Regions from separate parts of the Homo sapiens genome. Here region 1 is linked to region 2. A link is a loop called in an ENCODE intact Hi-C map of the cell type or tissue named here. Cell type or tissue: Caco-2. All regions are shown on one strand. Each heading gives the region's core, and the rest is flanking DNA. Links, peaks and the distances in the headings are about the cores only. Region 1 has its middle 28 kb from the start of MANSC4. Region 2 has its middle 32 kb from the start of PTHLH.

Region 1 (2,915 bases), core at 210-2,709, 130 kb before region 2:
TGGGGTGAGAGTTGTCACAGGCAGATCACCCTCACATCCCCTAAGCTAGCCTTGATGGGGAAGCTGTTAGTCTTGGTAAGTGAGCTAGCTGGTTGGTTTACAGTGTTATGGAAGATAAGCCTTCTGAAAATACTTGTTCCTGGATACAGCTTCAGCTATCTCTCTCTCAGGGCACACATATTTGTCTCATAGAACAGTTCTTATGTGCTTGTCTTATTCCTCTTCTAGACTGTAGTTTCCTTGATGATAGAGTGTTTCATTAATCTTTTTATCACTCTATGTCAGGACATACACCAGAGCCATGTAACACAGCAGATTCTGGAAGTATTTGTTAAATTGGAAAGGTTTTGAAGCCTCCTTGGGTTTTCTGAAAATATATAGGTTTCTGGTTTATGTAGCCCTAAAATTTCCTTATAGGAAAAAAGTGTTTTCTTGAGGAACAACGGTTATTAGGAAAACAGTGTACTTTTCTCTTCTACCAACGTACATAATGCGTCACGCAGATGGGAGAAGTTTCGAATTCTGGCTGTGGCTGGAAAGGAAGTTTGCCCACAGACAGTAGTGAGGCAAACGCCTAGGAGTTCAGGGGGCCCCGCAGGCAAATGGGAATGGAGCCCCGTCGCTTCATTATTTTCTCATCACTAGAATCAATATTAGGGCTTGAGTGATATTATTGTCACTCGTAGAACTGTTTTTTTTTTTTTCTAAAATCTGAATTGAATGGCACAAATACACAGTTATTCAGAATCTGAATGCCAGCGGAAAGAGATGTAGAAAAGGTAGGCGATGTTGTTGTCAGAAAGTGTGGTCTGACCCCCATGTGGGCCTGTGAAGGGTTTCCTGAGGAAGTCTAGGGGCAGAGATTCCGCTGCTCAGGCTACTTTCAGCCCTGGTGGATTTCGAGGTGCTGCTGGGTAGGAAGACAAGAAGTCAGAGGCAAGAGATCTAGAAAGAGGCACTGTAATAACAAGTGGTCTGTGGCTGGTGGTGACTTTTCTTATACAATCTGGTGTGTATGTATATGTTTGTCTGTTGGTTTTGTTTATTTATTTGAGACAGAGTCTTGCTTTGTCTCCCAGGCAGAAGTGCAGTAGCCTGATCTCAACTCACTGCAACCTCTGCCCCCTGCCTCCTTAAAAAAAAAAAAAAGATACGCTGATTTTTTTTTTTAAGGAGGTAGGGGGCACCGTTCAGCTCAAAACAGGTACTAAATCTTATCTCAAAAACCTTTTAAAATGTGCTGTTTGCTTCACATGCCATTCATTGAGAAGGGGCGCACTGCCTGAAATGAAGTTTGCTTTGAGTTGCCTACCTTCCCCACCTCCCCACATCCCCATGATGCGTGTCATTTTAATGCCTAATAATGTCATTTTAATAATTACAAGTCTGAAAGAACAGGATAGGTAAATCCTATACCGTTAGCCATAGTTTGATGAGATCGGGCATGTTCAGGGTGGTATGGCCGTAGACCGTTAGCCTTACCTTGATTTCAACTTTTAATGAAAAAACACGGTACCTTTCTTAGCTGAGTGCATGAGTTAGCAGGTACAGATGTTAAATAATGTCTATGAATTCAGTGCTGTCAGTGTTCAGTGTCCCATGGAGGCTAATTTCTGTCACCTTCCAGTACCTGGAAGGTACCCACCAGTCAGGATTTTTTAAAAAACCAACAGACACTGACTCTAGCTGATGAAAGAAAGAAAGAAAGAAAGAAAGAAAGAAAGAAAGAAAGAAAGAAAGAAAGAAAGAAGGAAAGAAAGAAGGAAAGAAAGAAAGAAAGAAAGAAAGAAAAAAGAAAGAAAGAAGGAAAGGAAGGAAGGAAGGAAAGAAGGAAGGAAGGAAAGAAGGAAGGAAGGAAAGAGGGAAGGAAGGGAAGGAAAGAAAAGTTACTAAAAAGATAGGATTTAACTCAATCTTTAATAGGACATGAAAGAAACAGAAACGATGGCAGCTCTGGCAGTTGGGAACTCAAGGACAATCTCTTCGGGGCTCCACCAATGGGACAGAAACTCCAACCCACTTTAGGTCTCGTGCCATGAGCCCTGAATGGAAATGGAAGGAGTGAGCACCCTGATTGTCCTGCTGGGGTCACATGTCCAGCCCTAGGCTGGGGATGGGATGGGGCCCCTTGGGAAGTCTCACCGAGACCGTACCCATTGAGGGAGGGGGATTCTTCAGAGCAAAGCCAAGTGTTCAGTGGTAGAGTCAAGACAGTGTTGTTCTAATCCCGGGAATCACCTGATTCCTTTGTCTTAGGTTTCTTTTTTCTTCTTTGAGACAGAGAAAGACTCTGTTGCCCATGTAGTGGCACCTTCTTGGCTCACTGAAGCCTCTGCCTCCCAGGTTCAAGCGATTTTCCTGCCTCAGCCTCCTGAGTAGCTGGGACTACAGGTGCATGCCACCACGCCCTGCTAATTTTTGTATCTTTAGTAGAGATGGCGTTTCACCTTGTTGGCCAGGCTGCCTGGCCTCAAGTGATTCCCCCCAACTCGGCCTCCCAAAATGTTGTTATTACAGGCGTGAGCCACCATGCCTGGTTTCTTGGCTTTTTTTTTTCTTTGGCTTTTGTTTCTGAGGACCAGAGTCATCCTAAGCCTTCTGGTCTGGGCAGGTCATGGGAAAAAGGAACTCTCCAGGGGCCTTCTCTGTGACTATTTTAAGAAAATAACACAAACAGACCCAAGGCCAGGGCTCACATTATGGCATATTAGACAGCGTACAAAGGCTGCTGATTTATTCCGTTCTCTTATCTGATAGCCATTAAGGGGAGAAAGAACAGATGGGGAACATTCATTAGCACTGTTTATTATTATCTTCACGGACTATTTCACAGCCCAAACTGTGGCAACTCCATAATCCTTCTGAGGCATTGATTTGGAACACGTTTTATTTTAACCAAGGCAGCCTAATTGTGA
Region 2 (2,915 bases), core at 192-2,691:
TTGCCCATCCATGTTTATAGCAGCATTATTCGTAGTAGCCAAGAGATAGAAGCAATCCAAATGTCCATGAATGGATGGAGGATAAGCAAAACACAGTAAATCCATACAATGGAATATTACTCAGCCTCAAAAAGGAATAAAACAGCCGGGCATGGTGGCTCACGCCCGTAATCCCAGCACTTTGGGAGGCCGAGGCTGGCGGATCGCAAGGTCAGGAGATCGAGACCATCCTGGCTAACACGGTGAAACCCCGTCTCTACTAAAAATACAAAAAGTTAGTCGGGCGTGGTGGCGGGCGCCTGTAGTCCCAGCTACTTGGGAGGCTGAGGCAGGAGAATGGCGTGAACCCGGGAGGAGGAGCTTGCAGTGAGCCGAGATCACGCCACTGCACTCCAGCCTGGGCGACAGAGCGAGACTCCGTCTCAAAAAAAAAAAAAGAAAAAAAAAAAGAATAAAACTCTGTCACATACTACAACATAGATAAACCCCGATAATATTATGTGAAAAAAGCCAGTAACAAAAAGACAAGTATCATATCATTCCACTTATGTGAGGTATTTGAAGTAGTCAAAATCACAGAAACAAAGTAGAATCGTGGTTACCAGGGACTGGTGGGTGTAGTGGAGGAAAAGGGGAATTGTTTAATGGGCATAGACTTTCAGATTTGCATGGCGAAAGAGTCTTGGAGATCTGTTGTAGAACAATGTGAATATACTTAACACTACTAAACTGCACTCTTAAAATGGCTAAGATAGAAAACCTTATTTTTTTGCCACAATAATTTTTAAAAAATGAAAACTTCAATAAATATGAATTGAGTGTGTTTCACTGTGCCATGTCCTGTGGTCTGCAGGGAGATCACTTTGGAAAAGAAAAGGCTGGAGGGACCATCAAGGGCCATTTGAGAAGAGCAGGGAGAAGCCATTGACATTTTTTGAAAAAGTTTCTTTAAGACAGGATCTTGCTCCATTGCCCAGGCTGGAGTGCAGTGGCGCAATCATAGCTCTCTGCGTCCTGGGACTCCTGGTCTCAAGTGATTCTCCTGCCTCCATCTGCTGAGTAGCTAGGACTACAGGCACATGCCACTGCCCCTGGCTAATTTTTAAAATTTTTGTAGAGATGAGGTCTTGCTATGTTGCCCAGGCCAGTCTTGAACTCCTGGCCTCAAGAGATCTTCTGCCGTGGCTTCCCAAAGTGTTGCGATTACAGGCCTGAAACACTGCCCAGCCATCCATTGAAATTTTAAAGCAGGAAAACAGAAACAGTGTAAAATAGATTAGAAGACCAGAAAATTATATGTACAACAACTACGCAAAAACATGCCTATGAAGGAAAACGTGAAAAGGAATGAGCTTATAGGTGATATTTTCCTCCATTAAAAAAGTAATTCTTGTTTTTGGCTCCTCTAACCCATAAATGGAATGGCCAGCAAAGCCACACAATCTGAAAGTTCTAAGAGAAAGGAGAGTGTTGCGTCTTCTTCTATACCTACCTTTCTCTGGCTTACTCCTCCAGTCAGGGGAGTACAAGTTGAATTCAAGGCTGAGTGTCTCCTGTGCTGCCACCTCGTGGTCACTCCCAGGCTGTCAGCTGAATTTAAGAGTATGCCAGTAACATGTTTCATGTTAAATAATCAGAGCACAATTTATGAATATGATTGAAATTATTCTAGTAAACAATCTTAAAATGTGTCTCTTAGATACTAGTCTTGATTGCAAGTGGTTGAGGATGAACCTTGTGACCTTTTAAAATATCTTCCAGCTCTGTTTTATGTGGTTTAAAAAAAAAAACTTTTGAAGCTCTGGAAATTTTATATTAATGTGGCATAATTCATACCAAAATTTTTGTTGGTTTGTGTTTTTAGAAAACTTCAATATTTAATAATAATGAAAAGACACTAGAGGTTTTACAAAACGAATGATGAACTTTAGACATAAATATCATGACTAACATTTTTAAGTTGGCAAATTCAGTATTTTCTTTGCCAACCTGTTATTTTGCAACAAGAAACTTCTCAAAGTGATGATCAAATAGTCCTTAGGCTTAAAAGTGGTATATGTTGACATTGAGAAAAAATAATATTTGAATATAAGAAAATCTGTGGTGCTTGCTAATGAATAAGTTTTAAATCATATGGCATGAAGCAAGTATTTTATTCCATAATTTAGAACTATTTTATAATTAATGGGAAATGCTATTTTTTCCAGAAGACAAATAGACCATACATATTAAATTAATGTAAGAAATTTCAACATCTTACCTTATGCATCGGTTTTTTTTCTTCTTTCTTTTTCCTATTTGTCAATTGTAAAGACTATGTAGCAAAATTTTTGACTTTTTAAATTCCCTAATGATATCTGAATTTATGAATTAATCTATATTTTAGGAAAGGCAGAGGCTCTGGACTCAGATTGTCTGCTTCCAATTCTGACATGACCTTTCTGGGCACATGTTCTTTGAATCAATGAGTTTAATGGTTTTCATCTGCAAAATGAGACAATCACCTTACCTACTTCAGAGGGGTTTTGAAGAATTCAATGAAATAATGCATACAATGCCCTTGACAGTGCTCAGTACATAAGAAATGCTCACTCTTAGGCAATATTACAAATGAAGAGAAGCTATGCTAGTGAAAAAGGTCTGTAATTATCACAACATCATAGTACTCTAATATCTTAATAACTTTCACCAGATCAGTGGTGTGATTTCTTTCTTTTTTTTTGAGATGGAGTCTTGCTCTGTCACCCAGGCTGGAGTGCAGTGGCACGATCTTGGCTCACTGCAACCTCCGCCTCCTGGATTCAAGCGATTCTTTTGCCTCAGCCTCCTGAGTAGCTGGGACTACAGGCGTGTGCCACCATGCCCAGTTAATTTTTGTATTTTTAGTAGAGATGGGGTTTCACCATGTTGGCCAG

Evidence for each region. A loop is a pair of places that touch in the nucleus more often than their neighbours do. Peaks named below come from ENCODE experiments on the same cell type or tissue, not always from the same donor. Only the 100,000 strongest peaks of a DNase experiment are listed, where the experiment ranks them.
Region 1: it touches region 2 in a loop (12-fold over the local background); 3 of 110 quality-filtered maps call a loop at or near these places.

Annotation. Positions count from the first base shown.
Region 1 is chr12:27,806,352-27,809,266 of GRCh38, forward strand. It overlaps the pseudogene RN7SKP15. Among named protein-coding and RNA genes, the nearest start is that of MANSC4, 28 kb to the left of the region's middle. RefSeq lists an enhancer at 1,104-1,273. In Caco-2, for the core only: a CTCF peak has its summit at 1,227; no DNase peak of the experiment used is centred there.
Region 2 is chr12:27,939,421-27,942,335 of GRCh38, forward strand. No RefSeq gene overlaps it. Among named protein-coding and RNA genes, the nearest start is that of PTHLH, 32 kb to the right of the region's middle. In Caco-2, for the core only: a CTCF peak has its summit at 1,600 (motif pointing left); a DNase peak (open chromatin) is centred at 1,561.